Linked DNA regions of Mus musculus: region 1 is linked to region 2. The links are chromatin loops, found by intact Hi-C in ENCODE. Cell type or tissue: heart. All regions are shown on one strand. Links, peaks and the distances in the headings refer to the core of each region. The heading gives the core; the rest is flanking DNA.

What was found. A loop is a pair of places that touch in the nucleus more often than their neighbours do. Peaks named below come from ENCODE experiments on the same cell type or tissue, not always from the same donor. Only the 100,000 strongest peaks of a DNase experiment are listed, where the experiment ranks them.
Region 1: a loop joins it to region 2, with 2.2 times the contacts of the local background. A loop is called at or near these places in 1 of 42 quality-filtered maps.

What each region holds. Positions count from the first base shown.
Region 1 is chr17:56,576,521-56,592,127 of GRCm38, reverse strand. It overlaps Safb2 (scaffold attachment factor B2), which reads left to right and starts at 7,543. Exons shown (of 21, transcript NM_001029979.3): 1 at 7,543-7,854; 2 at 9,057-9,144; 3 at 13,143-13,207; 4 at 13,284-13,487; 5 at 14,223-14,285; 6 at 15,223-15,250. The coding sequence starts at 7,684. Safb (scaffold attachment factor B) reads right to left here and starts at 7,146. Exons shown (of 21, transcript NM_001163300.1): 1 at 6,778-7,146; 2 at 3,262-3,346. The coding sequence starts at 6,966. In heart, for the core only: a CTCF peak has its summit at 7,662; DNase peaks (open chromatin) are centred at 6,667, 7,297, 8,157 and 8,417; H3K4me3 peaks cover 4,739 bases; H3K27ac peaks cover 3,874 bases.
Region 2 is chr17:56,710,080-56,725,686 of GRCm38, reverse strand. Vmac (vimentin-type intermediate filament associated coiled-coil protein) reads left to right here and starts at 8,766. Exons shown (of 2, transcript NM_178926.3): 1 at 8,766-9,053; 2 at 9,870-11,755. The coding sequence starts at 8,863. The coding sequence ends at 10,203. It overlaps Ndufa11 (NADH:ubiquinone oxidoreductase subunit A11), which reads right to left and starts at 7,925. Exons shown (of 4, transcript NM_027244.1): 1 at 7,745-7,925; 2 at 4,560-4,652; 3 at 4,246-4,368; 4 at 1,439-3,702. The coding sequence starts at 7,847. The coding sequence ends at 3,590. It overlaps Ranbp3 (RAN binding protein 3), which reads right to left. Exons shown (of 17, transcript NM_001252466.1): 15 at 15,457-15,599; 16 at 14,910-15,096; 17 at 13,918-14,831. The coding sequence ends at 14,788. It also overlaps the pseudogene Ccpn-ps. In heart, for the core only: no CTCF peak of the experiment used is centred there; DNase peaks (open chromatin) are centred at 7,956, 8,606, 10,103 and 10,492; H3K4me3 peaks cover 3,981 bases; H3K27ac peaks cover 2,487 bases.

The DNA.
Region 1 (15,607 bases), core at 4,945-9,944, 130 kb after region 2:
TCAACCTCCCCAAATAGTAGAAGGAACTAGGGGCTAAGTGCTCAAATGCCTGAACCTGTGGGGACATTCTGATTCAAACCACTGGAGAAGCCATACTGATACTTGATAATTTTTTTCTAACCATGAAACTAACCATAAACACAACCCTCAAAGCAGAGGTCAGGGTGAGGCCATGCCCAGAACATTTGGCCTTTTGTCCCCAAACATGTTACCCCACCACTCCCATCTGAGACAGAGCCCCTCTATATACTCCTGCTCTCGATAGAGCAGGATATACTGAGTGCTGGGATTAAAGGCTAGTACAGTCTTGTCCACCTTCAGGCAGAGGGGTTCACCCTGACATTTTAAGATTCTGCAAAGCCTACCATGGAGAAGCAGAGATAACCTGAGACAGACCTTTCTAGAATTTCAAACCACTGAGTTTAATTCATGAAGCAAGGTAACACTTCTTGCCAAAAATCTTGATCAAAACCCAACAACAGGGTACTTGAGAACTCAGTGACACTACACAACAACCTGTGTGGCAAAGAACTGAGGGAGGAAGGAAAGAACAGACCCTTGCCCTCTGCTGGGCTACAACCACACAAATGTAACATACTCTCAAACTGCAAATCAGCCCTAAGAGTTTGTGGCTCTAGTGCTATATTGGTGAGATTCTAGAATGAGCAAAGCCAACAGCTCCAGGAGGCAGTCAGCACCCTGTATTCTCGAGGGTGACAAGGAGGTGAGATCTTACTAAAATGGTGTTGTTTTCCCCCCCTTCTCACACCCTCACACAATATGCAGAATTAAACCACATACATTAAACCATCTACTTCACCCACTGACAAGGCTGGGGCCTTCCTAGTTTAGAACATAACTCCTATCAATCACAGTGCAATTCCTGACAGCATGGCCACTGCAACTAGCACATACACACAACACAGCCCACAAACCCAGCCATAACAGCTTGGGTCAACCAGAGACCACCCACACCCTCACAACTCATCACAAACAACCAAAGGTAGGCAAAGGTGGGAAAGAATGCAGTACACAGGTGGCCAGAGCTCATAGGCCAAAGAGTCAGAGGCCAGCAGACCAGGACTTCAGGGTCAACCTGGACCACACTACTAGGTGAAGGCCAGCCTGGGCTACAGCAGGAACCAGGTTAGTATTTACTTTGAAGTACCAAAGTTCTCTCTTTTGTGAGTCTGCAAAAGAATAGGTATTCATTTGCTAGCTGTGACAGTAAGCACCTGCCATCCTCTGGCCTCTGTAGGCACTTAGTTGATTTGCACACTCCCCAATATACACATAATAAAAATCCAAAATCTTAGCCAGACGGTGGTGGTGCACACCTGTAACCCCAGTACTGAGGAGGTAGGCAGATCTCTGAGTTCGAGGTCAGCCTGGTTTACATAGTGAGTTTAAGACAGTCAGGATTATATAGTCAAACCTTGTCTCAAAGACAGGTTCAGTTAATTCATCCATAGCATTGGGTAAAGTTTTCATTTCTACTGATGCTTACATGTCTGCCACAGGTGCACTAATGCTTACTGAGCCAGATTAGGCATCAGGTCCTAGGCCCTGGACTCACAAGTAGCTGTAGGGCACATGGTGTGAGTGCTGGGCACCAGAGTCAGGTCCACTGCAAGAGCACATGTGTTCTTAAACACTGAGCCAGTTCTCCAGCCCCTTGGTGATTTTGTTTTTTTGAGAGTGATGTTCAAACTGGCCTCAAATTTGTGACAACGCCCCCGCCTGTACCTTCAGTGAACCTCGTTTTGGTGCAGTGTTGGAGCCAAGCCCCAGTGCCTTGGAAATGTTAGGCAAATGCTGTCCACTGTGCCACAAAGCCAGCTGAGGAGAGATAGTCTGAGGGAAATAGAAACAGTAAGGATTTTGCAGAACAAGACCATGTTGTGTAGAACATACGTGTACGTGGTGTGTGTGCCCGAGAGGCAGGACAGCAGGTGTCCTCTATCGCTTTCCAGCCACTCCTCACCCCCCCCCCCCGCCCTTTTCTTTTTTTGGTTTTTAGGGTTTCTCTGTATACCCCTGGCTGTCCTGGAACTAACTCTGTAGACCAGGCTGGCCTCGAACTCAGAAATCCACCTGCCTCTGCCTCTAGATTGCTGGGATTAAAGGCATGTGCTACCACTGCCCAGCTCTCCAGCCACTCCCTTAAGACAGGGTCTCCCACTCACTCTGCAGCTAGGTTGGCTCACCCTGTCTCCACCCCCAATCACAAGTGTTACAGATACATGCAGCCATAGCTGGCTTGTGAGTGGGCACTGAGAACTCTAACTCACCCTCAGACTTATGCAGCAGCACTGTCATGCACTGTGCCATTGCCCCAGGCCATGACCAGCTGTTTTCTTTGTTTTGAGAGGTCTCACTACAGAGTTCTGGGTCTGAAACCTGCTGTGTATACAGGCCAACCCTGACCTCAAGAGAGATCCTCTTGCCTCTGTGCCACCATGCTCCATACCAATGTCTTTTTTATTTTCAGATTTTAAGGAAAGCACATATATCTATTTCCTAGTGACCAAACACACAAAAAAAGGCATGTACACTCTACTGTGTCAGCCCCCACTAAGAAGGAATATCAACTTTACACTTAACTCATGCATCTAGTAAAACATCAGAACAAGCATTTGTTTTTACTAAGGCCGAAAGCAAGAAGAATAGAAGACCCAACCATAGGGCACTTCCAACCAACGCTGTCGGAATCATTTCCCACCGGTGGCCCAAAGCAGTGCATTAGGCCACACAGTTCAGTGGACCTCCCTTCAGCACAGGTTCACATGAGTAGCATGGCCACTACTGTGCCACCCCACAGCTAGCAGCTCAGCCTCACAACGACCAAGGTATCATCCCCAAGAGCCTCAACCCTTCCAATTCTGTTTAGTTCCTAGAACTGGAGTTCCAGAAAGATGACAAGTCAGTGCCAAGGACAGACAGCAAGATGCAGTAGGTGACTGGGTGCCCACTGGCTGGAGACAGCAGTCGTGAACAGAGGCGGGGGCAAAGGTGGTTGAGTGGGGACTGTCAGATGGGGAGGCCCGCTGCATGGTTTTAAGTGGACTGCATCTGTGGTGCTCTGTTAGTACATGGGCCTTATTTTCTGACAGACAAGGTAATGAGAGGCTATGTGAAGCTGGAAGACCATTCCCAAATCCATCCTCACTATATGCTCTGATTCTGTGTGACAGAGGGACAGCAGACTCTGCACCCATTGGGTACCTAAGGCACTGACACAGTGGTTTAGGGACTCCTTACCTTTGCTGGGCCTCTTAGGCATCTTCTTGTTGCATTCTGAGGTGACTTCAATTTCATCAGGATTCCCACCTTCATCTTCAATGGCCTGGAGGGACAGAAGAAAGGCCGACCAATAAACCACAGGTAGCAGAGACAGGAAGAACATCTAAGCCTGTAGTTTGAACAGCCTGTTCAACACAGGGAGTGCCCAGCTCGGTTCTCAGGGCATTGAAACTCAGCTGCTGCTACCTACCACCTTAACCCTACAAACTGCAGTCCTGCTGCTCATGGAAGGAAGACTGGCACAGCAGGGCCCTTGCATTATCACCTAATGGGTTTTCTAGGATTAATACAGCTCTACGTCGTTTTTTTTCTCATTTTCTTTTCCCTAGCTCCTCGACAAAGGCTTTCTCCCTGAATGTGAGACTAGGCTGGCAGCCAGCAAGGTCCTGGGGTCATAGTCACATGTAGCTAAGCCCCAGCTTTCTATAGGGATCCTAGGAATTTGAAACTCAGGTTCTCATGCCTGTATTGTAAGGGCTCTTTCTCAGTGAGTACTCTTGGCCCTTAATGATAGCAGCCAGCATTGCTGCAAGACTATCCTGAGGACTCCTTGAGTCGTGGAGGCAACTGCTCAGAACTTCGGACTCCTCCACCTTTTGTGTCCCTGAGGAAAGAGATTCCAGCTTCCTTGGCTTAACCCAGTAACTAAGGAGGGGGAGGGGAACAGGGGACAGGGCTTGGACCTTGCTGTCCCCTTCTGGGACTTGTAGTGGAAGGACCCCGTAGAAGTCCCATTTCACACTCAAGAATGTTATTTGTTCATCAGTGGCCAACTCAGCAAGGGCCTCTCTCTCTCTCACACAGCCCTGTCAACAGTGCCCCCCAAGGAGTGAAATGAGACACTTTCTAGCAGCATGCCTCTCACCCTGGGGATGTTTCAAAGTTGACTGTCCCCAGAGAGAAGGTAGCAGCAGTGCCCTCAGAACTCCAAGCTCAGGCAACTCTTCCAGATCCCCAGGGGCTTCCTGTGGCTTTCATTAGGGGACCACAGACAAACCTGTAAGCAGCCCTGTCCTCTCTCTCCTCTGGAGCTAGTCAGCTTTCAAACAACTCCAGGTAAGCTGTAGAAAGGTATCTCATTTTATCCCTTGGGGCTAAATGACAGAGCTGTCCCTCCCAGGCTACCTCAGTAAACCCCCTCTAACAGGTGCTCCTCCACACCACCTCCCTCTTTAAAAATCCAACCCAGAGATGGTCACAACAAGCAGGCAGAGGGACAGTACTGTAGACTTACCCTCTGATCTGACAAACATACAGGGGTGTGAGTGGAGACAAGCACAGACCAGGGTCCCTCTGCAACCCCCAAGAGGACAATGAGAACAGCACCCTAAAGCCAACCCTCAACTTCTAGTCTTGAGAGAGCTTGGTACTGCCAAGGCTGCACAGTGCCTCACCAGCAGGCCGAGCATCACCCTGGCCACCCCCTTTCACACCCTGTATGTTCTGTAGGTGACACCAGTGTAGGGAGCTTCTTGCCCATTCCAATAGAGATGTAGTGTCCTTAAAAAACAAACAACAAGCTGGGCAGTGATGGCGCATGCTTTTAATCCCAGCAGGGATTAAAGAGGCAGACGGATTTCTGAGTTCAAGGCCAGCCTGGTCTACAGAGTGAGTTCCAGGACAGCCAGGGCTACATAGAGAAACCCTGTGGGGGGGAGGGGGGGGACACGACGATGACACAACCAACAAACCAAAAAAAACCCAAAAACAAACAAACAAAACCCCCAAAAAGCCACCAAACCAAACCAACTGAAAAGAGTGCCTGACGTTCAGTAGGTAGTGTGCCTGCCCTGGCCTCTAACTTCCACACCTCATCTCACAAGCAAGTAATGTTATATGCTGTACATGTTCACAGTACATGAGAGGCCAGAAGACAACCTCAGCTTTCTCTTAGGTACCATCCACCTTGTCTTACAGACTTGACTGGACTAGTCAGGCAGTGAGCCTCAGGGATCGTCCTGTGTCTGTGAGCACTGGGATTGCGGCTGGCACCCCACCTGACCTTTACTGTTGGTGCTGGGCACAGAGCTCAGGCCTTCACACTGCTGCCCTCTCTGCTTGTCACAGTGTCTTCTCTCAACAGCAACTGGTGACTGACTTTGGATGGATCTAGGAGGGTTAAATCTCCAGTTCCTTGTGCAAGGGATGACTGGGCAGATGACAATGTCTGAAAGCTAGAGGGGACAGCTTTTCAAGGTGTAACACAAACAAAGTCTGCTTTCTAAGGTGGAGTAAACAACTACAAAAGCCAAAAGGGGGCCCTGTGGAGACTGAGCTTGTTTACCTGGACTAGACTGCAAGCCAAGCAATGCCTACCCTACCCTGAAGGCAAGCTACTACTGCCTTGATCTGAGGACACTCAGAAGAGGTTAAAGGTCTTCCTGACAGAGAATCTAGGCCACAAAGGAAGGCAATAGAAATGAGCCTCTTTCTCAGGGGGCTCAGTTTGAGGCTGGAACTAAATCCTCCGACTCCCACCTGACCACACAGAATGGAGTGTTATAGCAGTTGTGTGGCAGATGGTTCCAAGGGCCTCTGCAATATTGGGCAAGCATGTTACCTCTGATCTATGTGTCCAACCCCTTTTTTTTTAAAAAAAAAAAGAGACAAAACAAAAACCTACTATGTTTTACAGAAAGGCTTTCACGCATCCCAAGATGGCCTCAAACTTAGGATCCTTCTGCCTCCACCACTCCCGGCCTTAGGAAGTATTTGGGATAAAACTTAGGGTTTTGTGCATGCAAGGTAAGCACAATACCAAATGAGTAGCACACTACCAAATGAGTAGCTCTTGGACCTACTTTATACTTTGAAAAAGGCTTAGCTAGCCCTGAACTCTAATATTCAGGTTGGTTTGGAACTCCTCTACAGCCCAGGTTGGCCTTGAACTCACATCTGACTTACCTTTATCAACAGAAAAAAACGTTCTTTCCTTCCATCTCGTATCTTCCCCTAGCTTAGTTCTAGCAAAGAATTAGAAACAATTTATTTTTCCGCTTTGTTTTTGTTTTTTGTCTCCCTGGGCTACCTACATCCTCCGGCTGTCTGCGAACTCTGAGAGTTTCTCATGTTTCATCTCCACCACCCCTGCCCCCAACGTCACTGTGTCTTCCCAGATTAAAAGAAAAGAAAAGAAACAAAAACCACCTGTTCTGCCTCGGGGGCCGAAAAGGGACTTGGGATCGAATCCCGCCACAAGCTGACCCCACTGGATGACCTTGGCCGAGTCCCCTTCATCCCCCTTTGGGGTTGGGACTAAGCAGTACAGGGAACGCGGTGTCATCGATCCCCCGAACCCGTTCGTGGTGTTATTTCCCTCTGGTCGCATCGCTGGGGGCGTCGAGATTCGAATCCTTGCACCCGGCGCCCGCGGAGCCCCAGTATTAGCGCCCAGCGCGAAGGCCAACGGGCCACTCCGGGCCCGGCGGTGGGTGTCGCCATGGCGACCATGGGGTTCCCCCCCGCGAACCTCACCTTCTTCAGCCGCTCCATCAGCACGCTCTTGTTGCCGCTCGAGTCGAGGTTCCGCTTCTTCAGCTCCGCCCGCAGGTCGATCACCCGCAGGTCGCTGAGCCGCCGCGTCCCGGTCTCTGACGCCGCGGAGCTCACGGCCGCCGCGCCCGCCGCACTCGCGTCTCCTAAACCCGACAGAGTCTCCGCCATTCCAGGGACCCTGGTTCCGTCGCCCACTTCACACAGAACCGGGTCAGTGGGTTTGCGTGAGTGTGTTTTTTTTTTGATTTGTTATTATTATTATTTTTTTGAATCTCGGCCCTCTTACCACAAAATGGCGCCGCCTGAGAGGGAACCGCTTCAGCCTCCCCGGAGGCGCACCTCGACACTGCGCAGGCGCCGCCGGCGCGAGCCCTACGCTCTCAGACGCCTTTACCCAAGCGCAGTGTGCGCGGCGGCAGAGACGACGTAGGCGCGCCTCGCCGGCTCGCGCTTGGCCGCGGACCAAGACGCATGCGTGCTACAGGTCGTGCGCCTGCGCATCACTGTCGGAGCGCTGGCCGTAGAGCGGTGGCGTGCGCAGCCGGGCAACGCTGCGAGAGGCAAACGGGGGTCAGTGAGCGTAGCGAGGCGGTGCGCGTGCGCATTAAAAAGAGGGTGGCGACGGGGCCGGGGGGGGGGGGGGGAGGGGGGGCTTACGACCGGTTGCGCATGTGCACTTGTACCCGCGAGGCTCGAGACTGCTTTGGCGTGCGACCTAGGAGGTGCGTCAGAGCTGTGCGCCTGCGCAGCCGCAAAGGGAGGCGGGAGGAAGCGAGTGCGTTTTCCTCTTCGGCAGCGCCATTTTGTACTACCTCCGAGCCGCCACAGCTGGTGCCAGCGAGTGGAGGGGGTTCCGGAGCGAGTTGGGAAGTCGCGGAAGCGAGGATGGCGGAACCCGGGACCGGGTCGGGCGACCCCGCCTTTGGTCCGGGCGCCTCGGAGAGTGGGACGCGGCGGCTCAGCGACCTGCGGGTGATCGACCTGAGGGCGGAGCTGAAAAAGCGGAACCTGGATACGGGAGGCAACAAGAGCGTGCTGATGGAGCGGCTGAGGAAGGTGAGGGAACCCGAGTGGCGCCGTGGACCCGGGCACGTAACTGCCCGCGCAGACTCGGGCCGGCCTTCCCACCCCGAGCCCCCCCCCCCGACTTCGGTCTGTGCTGTCAGTTACCGAAGCAGCCGAGGCTGTGTGACCTTTACTAGTCGCTGCCCCTCTCTGTGTCTCGCCTCCCACTTGCCCCGGGATTTGCAGGAAGCCGGGCCTTGTTGAGTAATCGGGTGGCTCTGGGCACGTCTCCATGATGACCTTGCACCTGCAGCTGTCTTTTCCGCCACCCTAGTTTTACTCTTCTGGGGAATCTATCAGTCAACCCCACTGTTGGCGGTGCCCAGTGTCTCTGCACAGACCATGTTCGCTCCCAGGTCCGGTCCCCTCGCGCTTCCCTGGTCTTGGAGCCTAGTTGTCATCTCGAGTCAGCGTAAGATGTCACTTTCCTCCCCCTAGACAAGAAGTCTTGTCTACTGCCCTTCAGCGCTTGACACAAGCTTGCCTCTGTGGAACAGGGTCCTTGAGGGTTAGGGACTCCTGATTGGCTGCAAGTAGAAGGCGCCAGAATACTTTGAGGGAAAATTGGCCAGCGCTTTCTTCTTCGGTCTATGTTGTTTTTCCTTATCAAAAATCAGCGCCTCCCCTCCCACGCAAAACTTTTTTTGGAGAGCTACTGTGGCCCAGTGTGGCCTTGGACTTGCTGTGAAACCCAGACTAGACTTCAGCTCTTGGTCTCCTGCCCCCCCTTTTCACTTCCAAAATGCTGGAATTAAAGGTTTGCTTTGTTATGGGAGGCCTTTTGAGCGCCCCATTCAGCTCTTTGCCCTGCCTGAATCAAGGACAGGTTTCCTACCATCATCCCTGTGTTTGATGAAAGAGCACACAAGATGAGCGGTCACCAACCCTGATTTGGGGTTAATACTTGGATTTTATTCTATTTTTTTGTCTTGGGTTGGGGATTACATCTAGGGCTACAAGCTGCCAGGTCATGTATGACCACAACCTGCTGACAGTGACTCTGCAACCCAAGCTTTCAGCTTCCCTTTCTCTAGGTTTTGGGTCTTGAGCAGGGAAGGGGAGCTGGCTGCTAAATGTGGTCTTAAGCTAGATTGTGAACACTTGCAACTGCAAAGTTGCTTCTTAAAGAACACTTTGTGTCAACCCCTCCTAAAAGATAACTTTATTTAAAACTTCATACTCTTTCCCATCAGGCATTTAAGGAGGAAGGACAAGAACCTGAGGAGGTTGGAATCAGCTGGGGAGCTGTGAGCAAGAGGGCTGTAAAGAGAAACACCAAAGGTACTTAACTGCCTGTGCTTGACGCTGGGCCTGGGGAATGGGTGTCTGCTCTGCTCTGTGTATGTGTAATATGCATACTTAGATGTGCATGTGTGTGGGACAGCCATAGTGTCACATTGTGTCCACCTTAGGTTTTGTTTTTGTCTTAAGGTTTATTTTGTGTGTGTGTGTGTGTGTGTGTGTGTTTGTGTGCGCGCTTGCCTGCATGTGAATGCACATGTGTTTGGTGCCCACAGAGGTCAGAAGCAGGTCTTGGACCCCTTAGAACTGGAGTCAGGAATGGTTACCAGTCTCCATGTGATTCCTGGGAGCTGAAGCCCATCCTGTATGACAGCAGTTAGTGCTCTTTCTTAACCGCTGATCCATCTGTCTACATAGTGATTTGGCTGGGCTGCTGACCTGTGAGGACCAGTGTCCTCCATCTTCAAACCCCAGCACTAGGATTATAAGTACCCTCATGCCCAGCTCTTCACGGGTGCTGGGATTGAGCCCAGGCCCCCAAGCTCAAAACAAGAAATGTTTTTGCCAGCTGAGCCATCTGCCCATTGCCCTGAAGTCAGGTTTTACCAGTGGCTTCGAGGACAGCTTTTCATCAGCATTCTAGGCTGAGGCAAGAGAATGGCCAATTCCAGGTTGGCCTGGCTACATGAGACTCTTAAGGGCCAGATATGGTGGTGCATGCCTTTAATCCCCAAACACCACTGCCCCAAACAAACCAATAACTGAGGGCTAGTGAAAAGGCTCAGCTACCGAAGGTAGAAGCTCCTGAATCTGAGAGTTGTTTGATCCTTGAGACCAGAAACAACTGGCTCCCAAAAGTTGATCTCTGACATCCACATTCACACTGAGGCGCACATATGTCTAACTGTGCTCACAGAGACAGCCATAATCATTTTTTAAAAAGCACTAACCTGGAGACCTAGTATAACCCTGGCTGCTTGTGTTGCAGACACTTGCCTGACCTGCCGCAAGCATATCAGATCAGTGGGCAGCATTGTCAGATGAGCCTGGGGGAGGTCTGGCATGGTTGAGAGGGTGCCTCCATGGGCAGAGCTATGCCTGTCCATCTCTGGAGGTGCTCAAGAATGTGGTGTTTGGTGTGATGTGCTAGCCCATGGCTTCCAGGCCAGGCCAGAGGCTCTGGGATGATAGAAGTGAGGTTTTAGCCCACAAGACACTGTTAGTGATTCTCTGAGCACCACTTTCTGGCAAAGTGGGAAGAAGTTCCAGGAAAGTCACAGTCACTCCCTCTCACAAGTGGGGCTGGCTCAAACAAGGGGTTTGGAGTGGGCACGTGTTTGCAGAAAGCCCTGCATTTGTCCCAGAGCCTCTCAAATACGGGTGAAATCACTGCATGAAGAATAGTTCTGACCTGTTTAATTCTTGTTGAATTGGGTAGTAAATATGTCCCTTGTGCTGATGTTAAACAACCATTGGTATGTCCTTTCTATGTCCCATGAGGGTACTGCACCCACCACAGAGGGCTTGAGTATTCAGAGTCCCATTCTCCAGCTGAACTGCTCTGAGAACCATAGAGTTATCTGGTTCTGAGAATTTAACCAGAGCCACCAGGCACTGCCTAGGTATCAAGCTATAGTCTTGGCCAGGATTTGGATATCTAGTCAAAGTCTTAAGGATTATTAAAAGTTGACATTTCTTTCTGTGCCTGTGAGGATTGGTGTGCACATATAGGAGGTACAAGGTTAACAGTGGGTTGACCTCAGTTGTTGTGCATGGTATTTCATGGGGTAGATTCTCACTGGCCTGGAGCCTGCTGATTCAGCCTGGCTGGTTGACCATCAACTCTAAGGATCCTCCTGTCTCCACCTCCCCAGCATTTCTCAGATGACATCTACCCTAACTAGTTTTGTGGGTTTTGCATTTTATTTAGTGTGTGTATGTGCGTACCCGTGAGGGCATGTACACACATAACACAGTGCAAGCACAGAGACCAGAGAGAACTATCTAGGAGCCATTTCTTTCCACCATGTGTAATCCAGGAATCAGATTCAGATGGTCAGGACTGGCAGCAACTGTTTTACCTACTGAGCCATCTCATACTCCTTTTAGCCCCCCTCCACCTCCCCCCACCCCCACTTTTGTTTTAACATTTTAATAACTGTGGTGGCCCACATGAGGTATCAGAGGACAGCTTTATACAGTTGATTCTGTGGGTTGAACTTGGCCATTTGATTCCAAAGGGAGAGTTGGTAATGTTGGGGATGGCATGCCAGTGGGTAGCTGGATCAGGAAGCTGGATGGTCATGTTTCCATCCATGCACAGGAAGCTGAAAGAACAGAAATGAAGTGAGGCTCTCAGAGCCTCTCACAATGACAGACTTCTTTAGCAAGGTTCCTAAACCAGCAGTTCTCAGTCTGTGGGTCACAACCCTTTCTGATCAAATAACCCTTTCCCAGAGGTTACCTAGTACCTAAGACCATTGGAAAACAGGTAATTTACAATTCATAATAGTAGCAAAACTACAGCTACAAACTAGCAATGAAAATAATTTTATGGTTTGGGGTCACCACCACACGAGGAACTATATTAAAGGGTGACAGCATTTTGAAGGTTGAGGACCACTGTCCTAAAGGTTTCCTAGTCTCCCAAAACAGCGTAGTGAACTGGCCACAAAGTGTTCGGATACCTGGCATCTGTCATTCAAATCTCACCTGGCTTTTATCCATTGGCCTGGGACTGCTGATTCAGTGTCCAACACTTTGTCTGCACCTTCCCAGCCCTGGGATGACAGTGGATCACCACACCCAGCATTTACATGGATGCTGGGGCACTGAGTTCAGAGTCCATGTTAACCACTGAGCAGTCTCCCCAGACAATTGTTCTTTTAGCAGACGATGTTCAGGTTTTGTTTGTGGTTTTAGGACTTTCCCAGTATTCAGTGTTTGGAAGTTGTCTGATGTGTTGGCTGTTGAAACAATAAAACAGATGGACAGAAGGCCTCCGGATTTGAGGACCCACTGTGTTTACACTGTGGTAGTGTTAACGTCCTGTGTGATGCCAGGGTTGGAGGGTTGAGGAAATGAAGAAGCATCCTGGGCATTGCATGATAATCATATCCATCAGAAATGATGGCAACTACAAGAGGCTGCACCTGATGCTGCTCCCTCCTCCTTCCAGGTGTCAAGCTTTGAGTAACTCTCAAGAGCTGCCTCTGTCTTCCTTGGTATAGTAGGACACCCTACAGAGTTTGTTTGTTTTCTTTCCTGTTTTTTTTTTTTTTTTTTTCCCACAAAACCGTTAGTGCAGTGTTCTGTGTACTGCAGATTTGCCCACAAAACAGTTGTGTAGCTAAGGGGGCTCGGTCAGCAGAGCTCTTGCCACAGAAACATGAGTGTGGGACTGAGCTCAGATCCCTATTAACAATGGGAAACCAAGTGTGCATCCATAACCACGGTGGTGGGGAGGTAGGCACAGGAGGGTCCGTTGGGTTTGGTGGTCGACTAGCCACGCTGAGTCAGTTGGCTCCAGGCCGACTGGTGAGGTACAGGTGAGACCCTGTACTAGGAAATAATATGGGTAACAACTGAAGACCCGTTGTTGACTCAGAACACCCCGTGCAGCTGTGCACGTATCGCACATGACCAGTGCTAAGTTGCAGAGTGAGCATGCAGGCAGGTACCAGAGTGCAAGTAGACCCATCGACAGTCCAGTGTGTCCACAGACAGCACTGCAGGTGTCCCACAGGCTTGCATAGTCCAGCCCAACTAGCAATGAAGTTTCCAGACCAGCCTAGCTTTTTTTTCCCTCTGTTTTTTGAGGTGTTTAGTTTGGGACAAATATGAGCTCTCTTAAAGCTGTTTTTATTGCAAAGTCTGAGCACTGTGCTATGGTGATTGAAGCCTTGGCTTAGACACCGACCAAGACAGAGTCCCTGCAATATGGGCAAATAGCTAACAATGTGGAATTGTATTGTCACCTGTCAAAAAATTGAGGCTGACTCTGGTTTCTAACCCAACTGACACTATTCTATAACTAGGATCCAAGATGGAGGAGGAGGGCAGCGAGGACAACGGCCTGGAGGAAGATTCCAGATATGGGCAGGTGTGTTGGGCCTGGGGGCGGCACATCTTCCCATGCCCTAGGGTCTTGGTGACTGACATCCTCACTCCCCTCACAGGATGGGGTTGTGATTCTTCAGAGTTCACAAGACAGGGACACCATGGATACAGGTGTGCCAGATGGGATGGAGGCTGAGGACCTCAGTGTGCCCTGCCTGGGGAAGGCCGACACCGTCAACCAGATTCTTCATGCTTTTGATGACAGTAAAGAGTACGTGGCCGCGCAGCTGGGACAGCTTCCAGCTCAGCTCCTGAAGCATGCTGTAGGTAACTTGCAGCCACGTGTGTGCCAGCGGCCCCAGGGGCTCAGCATCATGGCTACCTAGGCCCTGGTAGAAACAGACCCCGAGTTTAATACCTGGTAGGGACTGTAGGCCAGTGGCCACTGCTGCAGCATAGTGCAAGGAGTGCTGTGGACTCACAGGAGATGGGTGTGTGGGTGGCATGAAGGCTGTTCAGGTCACAAGGGCTTTTAACTGCTCTGGACACACACTCAACAGAACAGTCTTACCTGGTGGTGCTGCTGTCTGCTCTGAAGACCTGAGGCCAACCCAAGTCTGTGCAGGTTGCCTTTGCATGATGCTCACAGTTGATTCCAGTGGTATTGTGGTTTTGTTCTTGAGGGACTTGCTGAAATTGAGCCTCAACTGAGGTCAGGGAATATAGGAACATCCAGTGGGTCTTAGATAAACTGGAGGACCCCTGCTCAGCATAATCTGAGTGTATGGCCCTGTGGAGGCTCTCTGGGCTGCAGGAATTTTCATGGATCCCAGGGTGAAAGGAGAGCAACACTCCCAAGTGGTCCTCTCTCTCTCTCTCTCTCTCTCTCTCTCTCTCTCTCTCACACACACACACACACACACACACGAGTCAGCTGAGCTGACACAGTGATGGGCACTGGTGAGAGTGGACATAGGTTGTGTAGGAAGCTGTGAGGTACAGGCTGAAGTGTTCACAACTCTGGCCTCCATGAAGTCATGTTCTGATTCATTTGCCAGGTGGATGAGGAGGTCTTCAAGAACACTCTGGAAGCTTCCGTGTCAGACCTTAAAGTAACTCTGGTGAGTGGAGTCTCCCTGTGGTTCTTGCAGTTTAGGAGACACTGATGTTCCATTGGCTGGTTACCCTGTGGCAGTTGCCTGAGGGACAGTTAGGGGAGCAGTTGTACCTTGGCTTACATTTCCAGGGACTGAAGTCCAAGGTCAGGTGACTTGCTATATGTCTAAGAGGAGGCAGACTATTATGGCAGTGGGAGAGTATACCAGAGAAGGCTGCTCCCCTTCATGTTGGCCAGGGAACAGAGGGAGGAAAAGACAACAGAGGCCTCTCCTTCCCCAGCCAGTATCTTCATGTTTTATGTTCACAATCCACCAAAAGAAGGAAGCATTGGTGGGACCAGAACCCTGTAGTCTAGTCACCTCCAACCTTACAGTGTGGTACAGATGGTAACTGGAGCCTGAATTTGGAGGCTGACACATGGGTTGTGGAGAAACTGTGAGGTGGGGCTAAAGGGCCAGGCAGCTGGGTTCTGTAAGTGCCTGGGTGGTTCCCAAAGAAATCCAGGCTTGGAGTTAGAGTAGCTGAGTTCAGGGATGAACTTAGTGTGGTGGTAGCCCTGAAGCAATAATGGATACAGCTCCTGGTATGCAGAGATGCCTGTGCTGGAGACTGTGAGGTCCCGGGCCCCTGCAGGGAGTACAGCCGCTGTTCTGAGTGAGGAGACAGGCTTCCTTAAGTCCCAAGCTCACTGAGGGAGGTGACCACTGTCTAGTCTCTCTGTGTCTTTGCCATTGGCTACTTTGTAGAATAGGGTTCAATTTCAGGCCCAGAGGGGTTTTTCAGCCTGGTACACAAGAGCACTTTTTCAAGGTGTGGCTGTCCACTGAGAAGCCTTTAAGTGGATAAGGCCTTGGTGATAGATGTATGCATGGGATCTGTGGCTGTGTTATTTGGAGTGACGTGTACCCTTCTATTACCCTTCTATTCTCTCTCCAACAGGCTGATGAAGAAGCCCCCATGGAACCAGGTACTGCTGAGGCAGGCACAACAGTGCGGTTTGCGCCCCTGCTGCTCGCACTTAAGTCCTGTCTGTTCTCAGCTGTGTTATGGTTTCATAAATCACCCCAGTGGTTGACCATCCCAATCGCACAGGATCAGAGATTGGAAACCCACTGTATCACCAGATCTGTGCGTGTGCTGTGGCAGCCCAAGACAGTCTTGGGGGCAGATGCGCCGCTTGCATCAGGCCATGCAGAGTGGCAGTAAGTGGCCACAAGGTGAGGCAGCGAGTCCACACACAAGACAGATCTTGTGATACCTTACCAAGCCAAAGTCATGGGGTTGATGCAGTTAAGGCAGGCTGAGGCTGTGGTAGGGGACTTAC
Region 2 (15,607 bases), core at 6,244-11,243:
CGCAAAGAGCAAGGGCAACAACAAATATCTACATGCCCTCCCCAGTGAACGGAGCACTATGTGGTACGTCTAGAAAATGGAATAGTATGCAGCTTTAAAGAAGGGGCCAGTGGGCATGAAGACTAGAGAAGCCCTTTAAATGGACTGAGTGGAAGGAGCCACTTTGAAAAGTTGGTGGTCCTTGAGCTACAGGGCAGAGGAGTGCAGCCGTGAAACATGGAGGGTTTTAGGGTAGAGCAGTGGACACTTTTGCACACTCACAGGCTCTGGGGTCAGCCAGGCCTCGGGTTCTAACAGCTCTTGATAGGACCTATCAGCGGCAACAAATGTCCCTGTTCCTACAAGTCTGGGAGCTGTGTGAGCAAAGGAACAAAAATGGTGATTTATGGGATTCTGTCCTTCAGGCTGTTTCTCTGGAAACTGAAAATTGTTCACTGATTAGCACTTTACAGGTTGTGGGCACGGGGCAGGCTACCTGGGGAGTGGGCTTTAATGAGGATTGGGGAGGCATACTCTTACAAGGGCTAAAATATTATACTGCCATTAAAAAGAGCAGGCAGGACTCCAAATGCTCGGTACGCTGGGATCCGAGCTGCAGTTAGAGAACAGATGAGGTCAGTAGAGCCCGAGAAGAGAAATACAAAGGCCCGAGGCCTGCTGACAGGAGAAAGGGGACACTGGGCAGGTGGCCGAGATTCCTTCTCAACAGCCTGCGAAACCTTTTTCCCTATTGAAACACACACACACCATAAAGTATATTTTAGACACATAAAGACAGAAGTGATTTCCTTAATGAGTGGGCCTGCAAGTTTCGAGCTAGGCCCTGGCAGCTGCGGCCCGTTCCATGCAGGTGTGGGCGGGATACTCAGCAGCCCCCCTTCCTCCCCACCCACGACCTGGCTCACACCTTCCCTGCTCAGGTTTAGGGCCCACGGGGCCTCTGGAGGTGAGGGAGGCAGCGACCACCCAGCACTTCTGGGAAGCCCCGGGGGCCTGGCAGGCTGTGAGGGGCCTGCCTGTGTGCTGATGGGGGTGGGGGGAGGGGTGTGCTTCCAGGAGGACCCAGGAGTAGAAGGCAGGCAGTGTGTGCCTCGGTTTCCCTTTGGTTAGTCTGTCCTTAGGAGAGGGCTTTACTAAGATGACTTTTTTTGCTGTTGTTTTTTCATTTGACTTTTTTCAAAACAGGGTTCCTGTAGCCCAGGGTAGCCTGAAACTATGTGACAAATGATTCTCCTGATTCCACCTGCACTACTGGGATGGCACTGTGTCCCACTCTTACCCCCCTGTGACTCAGGCGTGCATGCTCTGTGAGTCTGCCTGAATGGCTCCCACCCCAACTTGCCTTGTCCTGTGGGAAATATACCTTAGCTTAGGCTTGACCCAAGATAGCTGGCTGTCCTGGCTGGGCCGCTCTTCCATAGGAGCCAGACTCCCACAGTGCATTTAAAATCACATTTATTTGTGTACTTTGTGCCACAGTCAGAGAACAACCCAGGGGAGCCTGTTCTGTTTCTGCTGTGTAGATTTCAGAGATTGAACCTGGGTTGCTAGTTCAGGCCTTGGTGGCCAGCAGCTAACTAGAGGCCTCACTCAGACAATAATTCCATGTGCTGGGATGGGACGAGGGGTATAACAGCCAAAACCTAGCCTAGTTCCACATAGGGACACACAGGACGAGATGACACGTGACAACATGGTGCAGCCGCTGGAGCAGAGAGGACTTGAGCCTTGGCCCTGAGGTAGATGGAGGCAAGAGGTGGGGCTCCTGTTGATACCTGTGCTCACCAGCAGAGGCCCGTGCGCCACCTGTGGCCAGGCCAGGGTTCTGGAAGCCTTGTGTGTAGGGGTGGACTTCAGGAGAGGGGATGTTCAGTATCCCCAGATCTGCGATCAACCGAGGACATTCTGTCTCTGCTGATGGCCCTCCTTCTTAGGGTCTCTTCTAGGCCTTCAGGGGACAAGACTGGACCTGTGTTGTCATGATGGTCCTACTGCTCCATACAGAAGGCTGCTGGGACATTCCAGATGGGGGCCTCTGTGTGGAGGTGACGTCAGCCCTTCTCTGGCTAGTAAATGTTTATAGCCAATGTAGCCTGGGTTTGGGGCTCCCTCGAGTCTGGTGAGCAGTCACCCCATCCTGCCCCTTTCTGGAGGTCTGGATGCCGGCAGGGGGCTGGGGGGTGGGGGTGGGCTGGCAGGCCACTCTAGCCCTGGCAGCTGGCCCAGAAAGGGCTGGGTGGGCTATGTGCAGAGCCAGCAGCACCCTGAAAGGCAGGGGGCAGGGAGCAGAATGGTGTCAGCTTTGAATGCTCCTTGTCAGACCCATGGAAGACAAAGCCATGGTGACCAGTGGGCAAGGCAGCACCATGCCAGGTCCTGGTGGAGCGCCTCTGTCCCTCAGGGTGGATGGATGGGAAAGAAGATGGAGGCGTGACGTGAAGTTACAGGACTGCACTCCCAAGAAGATACTCCAGTCCATTCAAACCTTTATGGGGACACAGTCAGATCCAGGTACACAGGGCCCAACTGGGAGGGACCTGTCGTGATGACCAGAGGGAAGTCGTTCTTCCCATTTCTGGGGCAGAGCTGAGGCTTGGTGCTTGTGTTGAGGGACACAGCCAGGAGCCCAGGATTCAAAGTTGGAACACATCTGAGCTACAGCACTCTGGGGCCTGGGCTCCTGTGCCTTCTGTGCCTCTTGGGGTTTCCCATTCCTTTCTTGGGGAGCCCCAAGTCCAGCTCAAACAGCCCTCATGGTAACCCTGAGCTGGCACGTGAGGCTACAAAGGATGGGATTCAGGGAGGCAGGGGATGCATACCACCAGGCTGGCCCTCATTTCAGGTCTAGGCTTCCAGGAGGGCAGACGATGTGGCCCTCTCCCAGCAAGTGTCTGGGTCCAGCAGGGGCCTCAGGAGCTAGGCTTCTCAGGCAGGACCCAGACCTTGATTTATGGCCCCAGAGGCTGCTGGAGCCCACTGCTTCCTCCACAGTTGCCAGGAAGCTCGGCCAGTGCTGGGCTGGGCGTCGCTAGCATTCCAGGGCCACCTAAATCAAAGGCTGTCAGCTGCTGGGCAAGGATCCTACAAGGCAGGGACTGGGCCCTGTGTCACCTGGCCAGGCTGAAAGACTCCATCCCTGGCCTTGGGCTTGCGGAGGCCTGCAGGACAGGACAGCCCATACAGGGCTCTCTGCTCCATTGCCCAGAAATTTGGAGCAACTGGTATGTGGGGCCCAGGCATGTTTTCCAGAAGCTGTTGGCTTTGGGAATAGGCCCAGGAGGGGAAGCCCACAACCCGAGCGTGGGGGTGGCCAGGTTGCTACTCACTGGTGGCTGACCATGGGGCTCTGAGCTGTATCTGCAGAGCCAGGTCAGTGGCCTCTGGGCAGCCCACAGCAGGCTGGCGGGCAGGCGCATGTGGGCTTCCGGGCCTGCCTGTGAACCCTGTGTGCCAAGTGCAGGCCCAGGCCTCTGTCATCTTATCTGCCTTCTGCTATACCCCCTCCCAATTGGCCATCTCATGCAGCAAGCCTGCCTTTAAGACATTGCACACAGGAACATACAGCGTTTATTTGTCACAGGGGTTTGGCTCACACCTTGGGGGTAGGGAACAACTCCCAGCCTTCCAGCTTGCCGATCTTGAACAGGGCGGCCGCAGTGCCCATGTAGACACAGCCCATGGCTGCTGTCCCATAGCTGTGAGCTGTGGAGAAGGACAGCATCAGGTATGGGGTGCTCCAGGTGTGATCCAAGAGCCTCCCAGGAAGATGGGGTCTGATAGAGCGAGGCTTCCTCAGGGGCCTCTCTAATAGCCCAGCAACAGAGTTAAGGGGATGGAGAAACTGAGGCCAAAGGCTGCCCTGCATCAATCCCTTTAACTCAAGAGACATCGTGTGGGGAGGGTGGATGTGGTCAGCCCTGACTCCTGGCAGTGGGGATACTCCCCTGCTAAAGCCTTTTCCCACAGCTGAACTGTGGCTGGCATGGCTTTCCTGTCCCCAGACCCCTAGGAATACAAAGAGGGAGAGAGGCAGTTTGGGGCTAAGTCTGTCCGAGTTAGAGTCAGGCTGTGGGTCACACCCCAATAGTGAAGAGATGGGCAGGGATGCCCACTGCAGGGCACAGTCTCCCCTATCACGGAGCTGCCTGCTGTTGAGAAGGCAGCGACTGCCGTAGGCAGGGGACAGAGTGGGAGGGGCTGGAGTGATCAGTGGTTACATACTGTCCCCAGGGAATGGCCACTCACTGCGAGCTCCCAATGTCAGGCCTCCCGCGCAGCCACCAATGAAGTAGTTCAGGGGGTCATCTGGCTTCTCTCGGACCTGGGCACTGACACAGGTGGTAAGGCCAAACATCGCTCCAATAGCAGCTGTAAGGGGCAATGGGGGTTGGAGGTGGGGAAACTGAGGCAGTGACTGTCCTGTGCAGATAATGCTGGGTGCCACCCTCTGCCCTTCTGAGCCCCCTAGCCAGTCTTGTAGTCAGTGTCCTAGGACCCCACTCAGTGGTTCCAGTCGCCTCTGAATGGCCTGTGTCACTGTGAGCAGGACACTAGCTCACCTGCAGTGAATGTGTACCGGCCGACTCTGGCCACTGCTTCCAGGGTGGAATCTGCGGGGTTGAGTGAGACGCTGTAAGCGGAGCCGATTATGCCTGTGGGAGGGAGGGAGAGAGGGTTGAGGTTGTTGGGATGCCTTTCCAGGATACAGCAGAACTCAAATCCAGGGCCACGGCTGCTAGGCCAGAGCCCAATACCTAAGGCAGAGCCCTGCCCCAGTGGGTTGATGCTGGTCCACGACCCCTGACCCAGACCTCCAGCCATCAATATGCAGCTGCCACAGTGCCTCCTCCAGGCTCATCAAAGGCCATAGTTTCCAAGGGTCTGGGACCTCGGCCTAATCCAGTTTGGCAGCAATGGGTCTCAGGATGCCAATCCTTCCACGTGCCGGCAGCTCGGCCCAGACGTGTCCCTACATCTGGCTGGCTCCATTCCTCCCACGCCAACCCCACTGCCACACCAGTCAGCTTTTCCATCTCCTCCACCCCCTGCCTCTCCAGAGTTTACACCATAGTTTACATAGCAAGCTGGGGCCAAGGTGGGTGCTAAGTCAGGAGCCCAGGCCTTGGTGGGCTGCAGAGCAAGCATCACAATCAGGCCAGACCAGGCATAAGCAGCCCCACACCACTCCATTGTGCAAAGCTCTCTGGGGAAGCTGACACAGGATCCTTGCTACAGGGGCGACAAGACCCACTACTGCCCCTCACCCTCCAGGCTGGATGAATTCTGTTGTTATTCCTTCCATCGGAGTTGAAGTGGCCCAGAAAAGTAGCCCAAGGTGGCCCAGCATAGCTGGTCATGGGGCAGTGGGTCTGGCCCCTCAACTCTTCTCCAGCCTCTGGGGATGTCACACACACCCTTCCTGGTGAGCTCTGGAGCTCTGATTTGAGCACCGAGCACTTACAGATCTTGAGTTTCAGTATCAACACAGACTGAAGACCCTAGCAGGGCCTCAAAGATGAGGCTGGGCACTGGGCTGGAGGCCTTGAAGACATTGTAGCTCCCCAGCCCAGCCATCCCTTTGCCTCAGCATCACTGTGGCTTCTGTGTACACGCACAGGGTGCGAGAAAGCTCACACGGGAACCCAACCTCACTGTTGGAGGTTGCTGAAATGTCTTTCCCAGATGCAGCAGGACTTGAACCCAGGGGCACTGGGATTCTTGATGGGGACTGGTGAGGCCACAGGGACCCTGGGTGACTTTGGTGACCACACCTAACAAGCCAGATGTCATGGGACCCAGAGTGACTGCCCTTCACCATCTAACTGCTCCCTTGTGGTGATTCTCCCATGGCCCAGCCAAACCACAGCCAAGCCTCAGCACCACCTGTAACATGGGACCCTCCAGGAGTACCACCTGCAGCATGGGACCCTCCAGGAGTACCACCTGCAGCATGGGACCCTCCAGGAGCACCACCTGCAGCATGGGACCCTCCAGGAGCACCTCCTGCAACATGGGACCCTCCAAGAGCACCACCTACAGCATGGAGCGCCTCCAGGAGCACCAGCTGCAGCACGGGACCCTCCAGGAGCACCAGCTGCAGCATGGAACCTCCAGGTGCAGCTGCGCCCAGGAGCTATCCATTCCTAACTGCTGTGCCGGCAGGGCAGGAATTCATTCATTCATTCATTCATTCACTCACTGTGTTGCACAAGCCACGTTCATTTATTCATCCATCCTTCCACTGAGGCCCCAAAGACCTCCCTCATTCAATTGTGAGTTCCACCACGCCTCCAAGTTGCTAGATCCTGCTGGGAAGGCAGGGTCACTGCCTTTCTGCAATATCCCCCTTAGGGGAGCCAAGCAGGGAGCTTGGGAACAAAGGAGTTAGGACACAGGGAAGAATTTTCAAAGCTGACATAATTGTCCACTTCCTCCCTCAGTAGCTCTGACATGGCACCTCTGGCAAGGGCCTGCCTACTCTCCACATCTACCCAAGACAGACTCCAGCCAGACACCAAGAGTGCACACAGTCCTCCTCTGGATCAACACCCATGTTCTCTCCATGGCCTCCCTCACAGAGATCTGCCTGCCTTGCCCCCCAAGTTCTGGGCTCAAAGGCATGCACCACCACGACTAGGCTTGTTCTGTCTGTTTTAAAATCCCCCAATCACCTGACCCTACAACACCTGCTTTGTGGGAGCAAAGCCTTGGGTAAACTCATGAATGTGAGGCCTGTGGACACACCAGAAATATATGACTGAATGAGGCCTTGAGGGATAGCATAAGTGAGTGAATGAACTAGGCATGAGGGGGCACCTTAAGAGTCTCAAATGCCAAAGGTAACCCCATGACAGCCTTAAAAGGACATCTGACCTTCCAAACAAGTGTGCCCTATTTGGAATCTTCCAGAATCAGGTCCTCATGATGATGCATACTTTTAATCTGGGAATTCAGGAGGCAGAGGCGGGACACTTTCTTTGAATCCCAAGCCAGCCTGGGTTACATAGGGAGATCATGTCCAAAATAATAGTAAATCATGCTGGAGAGATGGCTCTCTCTCAGTCCTGGAGAAATAGAACAGCCCTTCCACATTACCTGGGTTCAACTCTCAGGCCCCACACGGGCACCTCACAACTGTCTGCAGCTCCAATTCCAGAGAATCGGACACACAAGACATACAGGTAACACACCAATGAGCGTAAGACAAAACTAAATCACTTTAAATCATTTAAAAATAAGAGCAAATTAATAGGTTCCGTGGTGGCGGAAAATAGAAACAAAACAAAACAAAACAAAAATAACAAAAACATCTTCCAGAGGCTAGATTGGGGTGTAGCCCTGTCATCCCAGCACTCGGGCAGCTGAGGCAGGAGGATCATGCAGGCCAGACTGGAGACAGGAGAATCAAGACCTCAAGGCCATCCTCCGCTACACAGAGGGTTTGCAGTCTTGCCAAGGCAACCCTAGAACTTGTCTTCAAAAACTCCGATGACCCGATCACCCCTTAACCCTAAAAACTCCTGACGACGCTGAAATGACCTTCACATTTTCTCCAGCTTTTGCTCCCTGATATTGACCTACGACCTCTGAAGCCCCTAGGCACTGACGAGTCTACGCCCCTCAAAAGTCTCAACCTCTTCCGCCTTTACAGCCATTGCGCCCCGGCGCCCCAGGGACCTCCGCGCGCCCTCTGACCTTTGCTTCCAGACCTCCGCCCTCCGCCCGCCCACCGGCCCGCGCTCACCGCAAATGCCGCCTAAGGCCGTGGTGATGTAGGTCTTGCGATGACACTGGGTGCCGTCGGGGACCTCATGGTAAGATTCAAAGAACCGCTTCACCATCGCCATACCTAGCTGGGCTTGCTCGGCCGACCCTAAAGCGTCTGGGCGAACTCAAGGGTAGCCGGCTAGGTCAACTCTCGCGAGGTTTCCAGCGCGCAACTTTATTGAACGCCTTGGACGCAGACAAGGCGTGCGCGCATGCGCGCAGTGCAGGTTTGTACCGAGGTCTTATTAATCCCGTAGCAAGATCTGTGTCGTGCTCGGTCCACAAGTGAATCTGGACAGAGACGCCCGTGACGTCAGGAAAGGTAAACTGAGGCCATGAAGAAAAACGCCTCCAGCCCTAGCGAAGACGAGGTTTCTAGTACGGAGAATGTTGATAGTGCATCCAAGGATGGGATTGACAGGTCGCAGGACAGCCATTACACTGTCAGGCAGGTCAGCGATCGAAACTAACAGAAGGTAGGACAATCGCAGGGCAGATATTACAGCGCGAGGCTAGTGATACCCTAGTTAGCCGGAGCTGCACGGACGCGGCGGGACACAGCGCAAAAGCGGTTGGCTCGTCAGGGATCCGGACTGTGTAGGGGTGTGGTTTCATGCCCATCTCAATCAGGACCGCGTGTAACTATTTGGGGGCGTGGCCAGGCTGGGGGCAAGGGGACCAATCGTGAGGATTTAGCGTGAGGATTATAATTGACGGAGACCAGGCCCACTCTGCTTTGGTTTTAAGTCCTCGCTGCACTCGCAGGCACAGCCACACTCAGGAGCTGGTCCTGAAAGGGACGTGAACATTGGCTACGGGGCGTGGCCGCACTTAGTCCTGCCCCTGGTAGAAACGTGGCCAATAGTGAGAGCCCAAGAGGAAGCACACGCCTTCCTCCGGGGGGCGTGTCTTTCTTGACGTCACTTCGAAGTTGGGCGGGGCCTCTTGAGAAGGTTTAAATTAATGCAGCGGCAGCCTGGCAGCTGCATGTGAGGGAGGGGGTGGGGGGTGGGGGTCGGGCTCAGGGGCGGGGCTTCTTGCGTTGTGGGCGTGACCCGACAGGGCGGGGTGGGGCCTGCACGGCAGCCGGGGGCCATGTCTGCGCCGCCACCTCTGCAGATCCGGGAGGCGAACGCGCACCTGGCCGCCGTGCACCGACGCGCAGCGGAGCTGGAGAGGCGGCTGCTGGCGGCTGAGCGCACGATTGGTGCGCAGGCCGAGCGCCTGGCCTGCCACGACCAGCACCTGCGCGCCGCCCTGGATGAGCTGGGTCGCGCCAAGGACCGGTGAGGCCCTGGAGGAGGCCCGGCGGACATCCCAAAGGAGGCGGGTGGAAAGGGCTGGGAACCGAGAGCAAAAATTTCCGGAGCACTAAATGCCCGGCATCACAGCACTAGGAGGGCTGAGACTGGAGGATCAGGAGTTCGGGCCATCCTCGACTACATGGGGACTTTAGAGTATAGCCTGGGTTACTTGAGAGCATTTCAAACTGTTAAAATGAAGCCAGCTGTCCCACCCACAAGGCCGAGTCTGCCGGTAGGTGCAAGAGTATTGTGTCTGATGATCGAAGGAAGCTGCTGGGTAGGGGCCCACATCGGTAGACAAAGGCACAGAACACCCCTATATAGAATAGTCAGATCTGTGACAACCATTTGTGACCATGCGGAAGTCCTACCGAAGGACACACAAAACTGGCACTGTTTTGTTTTTTGAGAGAAGGCTGGCCTTAAAGGCACTATGTAGCTTTCAACCCCTGATCCTTCTGCCTCCATCTCTCGAGTGCTGGGATGACAGAGCGCCAGGCCTGCTGTGGGGCTGAGGGTGCTTTACCAATGACATCAATGGCTCTGTGTATAAAGACACTCGCCACTAAGAATGACAAAGAATTTGATCCCATGGGGCAGGAGGAGCGAACCAACTCTTGAAAATTGTACCTTGACTTCCACATGTTTGCTGTCACATGTGTGCGCCTATGCACATAAACAAGCACACAAAGAAGTAGTGCAGGAGGAGACATAGGGAGTCTCAGAGGATTCTGGAGCAGGTAGATGCCCCCACCCCCACCCCCTGTAGGTAACTACCTTATTTGGTCCTCTTACCAGGGAGATATCTGCCCTCCAAGAGCAGCTGCTGAGCTCTGAGGCCACAGTTCGCAGCCTGCAGGCCGCAGTGGACCAGAGGGACCAGATGATCCAGCAGCTACAGCCTCGGGCTGACCTGCTGCAGGACATCACTCGCCACCGACCACCCCTGGCCGCACTGTTGGCCACCCTGGAGGAGGCAGAGGAACTGGGCCCCTTGCCGGCCAGCCACAGCCATAGGGCCCAGCTACTTCCTGATGGGCCTGGCCCACCCCTGGGCAACAACATGGGAAAGGAGGAGGGCCAGGACGACCAGGACGACCAGCAGCCTGCTGTGTTTGGGACCACGGTGTGAGCTGTCCTGACAGATCTCAGAATCTGTGGTCACGGCCCCATGGGGATTCCACTCTTAGAGTCCTGGACATCACCTAGAGGGGTCTTGAGACATTACCCGGATCCCATCTAAACATCACAACAAGTGAAAACTCAAGATCTCATTTAAACCCCCCCCCCCCCCCCAGTGCTGGAGTATCTGCTACATTCCACTGGTTTTAAATAGTTTCAAAAACAAATGAAGGTAAGGGTGGTAACTCTGGGAGGAGCATTCTCCACCAGGCATACACAAAGCCCAAGCCAGACAGGCACCCCAGCATCAGTGAGATGGTGGGGACTGACCCTGAAACCTCGGTGTTTCCTGTTTGGGACAGGGTCCCAGGTAGCCAGGCTTGCTGTCTCAGGAGTGTGGCATGGATCCCTGCTAGGCTGACAGGCTCCCACTACAGGCCCTGCCTGTGGGGAGTTTGTCTTTTTGCTTGAGATGGGGTCTCTCTCTATAACCCAGGCTTCCCTTGAATCCTCCTTCCAAGTACTTGGAATCTAGATGTGAGCCACCGTGCCCTGCTGATGGGAGCACTCCCTACCTTTCTTTCTACTCACTCTTGTGCCTCCTGAACCATCCTTAATGCCAAGACAAATCATTAATCTTGGATCTCTCTCCCATAGCTCTACCCTTCTAGGAAGAACAAGTGGGTTGAGACACCACAACCCAGAGTGCCTCAATGTCTTTCCCTGATTCCACACTCAGTTCCTTGACACTCAGGTCTCTCTCAAATGCCCCCTTCTGGAGGGGCCTTCCAACCAGCATCTCTGAAGTCATTCCTGCCAGCTGGTCACTGCCCTGTACTGTGATTGTTTGGTCTAGTTTTTCTGAAGCTTAGTCTTATGTAGCTCAGGCTGGCCTCTAAAATTTTTATGTAGCTCAAGCTGGATTTAAACTTTTGATCCTCCTGCTTCAGCATCTCCAGTGCTAGTATGACAGGCTTTGTGCAAACACCCACAGCCCCATCCTGGGACCACCTTTTCAGTGGGAAGGCAGTGGCTATGAAGCAGGGAATTTTGTCTTCTGTCTCCATCAGTGCCTAGCACAGCCCGGGAGGCCCTGCCTTAGCCAGGAGCCTTCTGGATACCTGATAAGCCCTTTCCTGGTTTCCAGGGACAATGATGTTTTTGTAGCAAGACGCCTTTTTGATACCCTAAGAGAATCTATTTTTTAAATCCTGGTTTCTGTGCTGCCTAGAGCCTATGATGGTGAGGGTGCATTGCCCTTGTTAGAGCAGTGAGAGGAAGGGGCCCCACAAGCCCTTGCACCCAGAGGTGGTGTCTGTTGAATTCCATGACCTGTGCGCTCAGGGAAATTGTCCTTGAGCAGCCACCAAGATAGAAGGTAGGGGGTGTTCGAAACAGAAGGGCCTCCAGCCATCCAGTCTACCCAGAGTCTGACATGGACCCTCAGTGTGGGAGACAGAGGCCCATTTTTTCTTGGGGATGGAGGAAAGAAGGGAGCTATCTGTATAGAAGGCAGACTAGGGCCTGTCTGCACCAGAATAAATTGGCTATTTCTCAACCTGGACTCTACCTTTTTTCCTGTTGTGGGGTAGCACGCTGCTAGGCCTTATACATACTTTACAGCGGAGGGGGCTGGAGTTAGCCAGCTGTCCTGCAGCTTCCATGTTCAAGTTATTCCCAGAGACAATTGAAACTCAGCCCGAAGAAGTGAAGGAAAACTACTTCTCTGCACAACTGAGGCCACTTGCAATTCAGGGGACAAGAGGAATATCGAAACTCATATTACCCAGGCTTTCTAGCCCTCACTAGGGGATTGTAGGTGGAACTCCACGCCCTGACCACACCCCCAGCCCCTCACTGGGGTATGTATCTTGGGTGGGGTCTGTAATGCTAAGCTATCCCTAGCCTTGCATCTTACTGCTAAGACTTGCAATAGCTTGGGCTGTATCTTAGAGCTTGCCAAGGGCTGAGACCATGAAAGGATTCACTGCAGCAACTGTAAGAGTTAATTATGTTTTACATTATAGAAAAGCAATAGTGCCTTGGGTGTGGCGTAACGACATTTGCCTGGCATGCTAAGGCTCTGGGTTCCATTGCCAGCACCAAAATCTGAAAACAATGAGAATTTTCTGCTACTTGCCAATGTTTGGAGCCTAGCAGGCCATCATCTATTTGGGTAGCAAAATGTCACTTCAGCTTCTCATTAACTGAATCATGATGCTGGTTGGCTTGCAACCCCATAATTTTTCTTTCAACATTGAGACAGTTTCACATAGCCTGGAACTCTTGTCCTTCCTCCTGAGTGCTAGGATTATAGCCATATGCCACCAGGTCCCCAGTTTTCAGTTTTTAAAGACAAGGTTTCCATTGGTAGCCCAACTTGGCTTTAGACTTTCAGATATGTCCCCATCTCAAGTGCCACCATGTCCAACTAGCCCTAGACTGGCTTTGGCTAGGCTGTTCCGTGTAGGGACAGTGTAGGCTGAGGGGCACAGGAAACAAGGCCCTTTCTCCAGCCAAGCTTGGAAGTACTGTGGCCAGGGGTGTGCACAGTGGGTCTGGGAGTCACTTCACCCAGTCTCCTTAGCTGGCCAATGTGCTGGCCAATGTGCTTGACATGGGGTCACAGCGAGGGCCCTCCCAGTCCCCAGAATCATACTGCCTAGCAACAGCTGTGCCAGGTAGGACACACAAACCTACCTGGAGCTCCAGAGCAGGATTCAGGGACACAGACAGGCTCTGTCTGGGCTGTACAGTATCACTGAGGTCTGTGCCAGGCTGGCCGAGTACAGAAACTCATTGGGAGTTCCGCCCCACCACAGCTGTTCACCTGTACCCATAATGGACACCGTGAACACCATCATGGAGGGGCCTCAGGCATCCAGGGACTGGCCAGGTGAGCCTTCACCCACAGCAAACCCAGCAGATTCTGGCCTGGGTAGTCACTATCCATCTAACCCCATCTTGATTCTCAGGGTTTTTTTGTCACCTGGACAAGGATGGCAGCCGGCCCCTGGATGAAGGGGAGCTGAGGGAGGGCCTGGCAGAGCTGGGGCTGGAAGTGGACAAGGCAGGGGCATTATGCAGGCGCTGGGACTGTGATGGCAGTGGGACCCTGGACCTGGAGTTCCTATGGGTGCTATGGGTGAGGCTGGCCTGTATTGACGGGCTGGTGATGGGTGCTGACCCCTGTACTCCACAGTCACTGTCCCCCTCCCATAGCCCCCCATGTCCCAGACTCTGGAAGCTGTTACTGCAGCTGCTTTTGCCAACGTGGACCAAACTGGGGATGGTGTGGTGACTGTTGATGACCTGAGAGGGGTGTGCAGTGGGGAGTGGACAGAAGATGCTGCCTCCCCCTAAGGCAGTGTCATTGGTCTGGGTCCCCTCACAGCCAGCACATCCACAGGTCACACTAGCTGAGTTCCAAGACTACTACAGCAGACAGCGCCTGGCACCTCTGACATAGCTACTCTCACCTGCCTAATAGCTGCACTTAGCCTAGTCCCTTGATCCACCTGCCATCCTCTGCCACCACTGTCCCAGGGGGCCCCAGCTAGACACAGGGAGGGGGGGATGTGTGAGAATGGAGGCTGAAGAACTGGCTGGACCAGGTCTCCTGCAGGGCCACCCACAAGCCTAGCAATGGCTGGATTGATTACTGACCCCATCAGGGGCCCATGGCCAAATCCAGCCTGACTGGCTGCCAGGTGCAAAAGAGTCTGGGGCTTTAGTTAAAAGTTTTAATGCAGTTCTCAAATACATTTCAATCTTACATAAATGTTCCAAAACACATGGGTGACGTCTGGATTCACTTGTCACTGGCTGGCTAAGGCTGGAAGCAGTGTGACCCATCTGCTAAGGCAGCCTCTGGTGTCCTTGCTGGCTGGAAGTGGCCTGGCCAGAGATGGAACCACACAGTCCACGGGTAGGGGCTTCATCTTCTGCCCGGGGACAGGCCCTTTGCAGGTTCCCTTTGCCTCTCAGGGGCCCTAGGTGGTCAGTCACCTCAGGGCTGGGTACCTGCTAAGGGAGACCCAGGTGGTTCACGTAGGCAGGCAAGAAGGCAGGAGCTCTCTTGGTTTCATCACCTTTGTCCAGACAGGTGTTCTCAGGCCCAAACCTAGTGAACCCCCGTGGGGGCCGGGCACCACCCATAGGAGCATCAAGTCAGCTCAGCCCACGTGTAGCTTCATCTGTGACCTCAAGAGCCAAGCCACCAGAAATGAAGGAGAGGCACCTGCCATGTGGACCTGGCAGAGTGGAAAGCCGAGCAGGTAGCAAGTTACTCAACAGAATGCTGAGCCTGGAGTTCTCTTTGTTGCTGCCCAGGGATGGACGGTCACCACGAAGCTGTGACAAGTGTCAATGTGCCATTTCGATCGGAGGAGGGCGGGGGAACGTTCTTTCTACTCATCAATATGATGAGGTCTGAGTCCCAAGCCGCATCCTGGCGTCCCCGTCTGCTGCAGAGGGGACACTCGGATCCAGCCTGTGGCCACCCCGGCAATAGACACCACCATGATGCGGCCTGCAGGGAGGGACGGGCAGCAGACAGACAACAAAGCAGCAGCCTGGTGCAGTGGCTCCGCCGCTATGTGCTCCCAGGAGCCTGGCCATCTCCTTCATCACCTGTGCCTGTGGGGAGAGCAGGTCTCTCAGTCCCAGCACACAGTCACCAGCTGGGGTCCCTCCCACTGGTCCCATGGTGCTCACCAGCCCCCGTGACACCGGAGGGAGCCAGAACAGCATCCTCATCACTGTCTTCCTCCTCGGTGGCCCGGGTGGCTCCTGGCTCAGGTGGGGGCGCCTTGGCCTCCTGTTCCTGTTCAGCCCGGCTACGCAGAGCCAGGATGCGGTGGTGCAGTGCAGCATACAGTTGGCCTGTGTCTTTGGAGCTGGCCTGGGGAGGCAGGGTGTTACGTGGCAGTGTGTGGCTAACGGCCACACTGGGCAGTGTTCACACATGTAGGCCCTAGCCTGTGACTAGGCCACACTGGCCTGGTCAGCTGACTTCTATAGCAAGAGACTACCAACAAGGTGCCCTTTGGAGAATTAGGCAGGACAATGAGGTCTGGGATCTGTCGTGTCGTCCCCCCCCAACTCCCTCCCTACCCTTGATGTCTAACCGAGGGGACAGCAGGTGTGTGCACAGCCATCAGGAACTACCCAGGGGAGGTTTGTGTCCGGGCCTGCCCACTGGTAACATCAGCGGTCTTCAGCACCGAGCCAGTGTGCCACCCCCACCTTCCCTCAAGCTTACCGAGATCAGGAAAACCTTGACACCCTGGTCCTCAGCGTCGGTGGCTGTGATGCGGATGCTCTTTTCACTGGCCTTATCCATCTGCATCTGTGCCCACAGCTTCGTGTTCAGGATGAGCCGCAGGCTGCCCTGGGTCCGCATCACTGCAGCA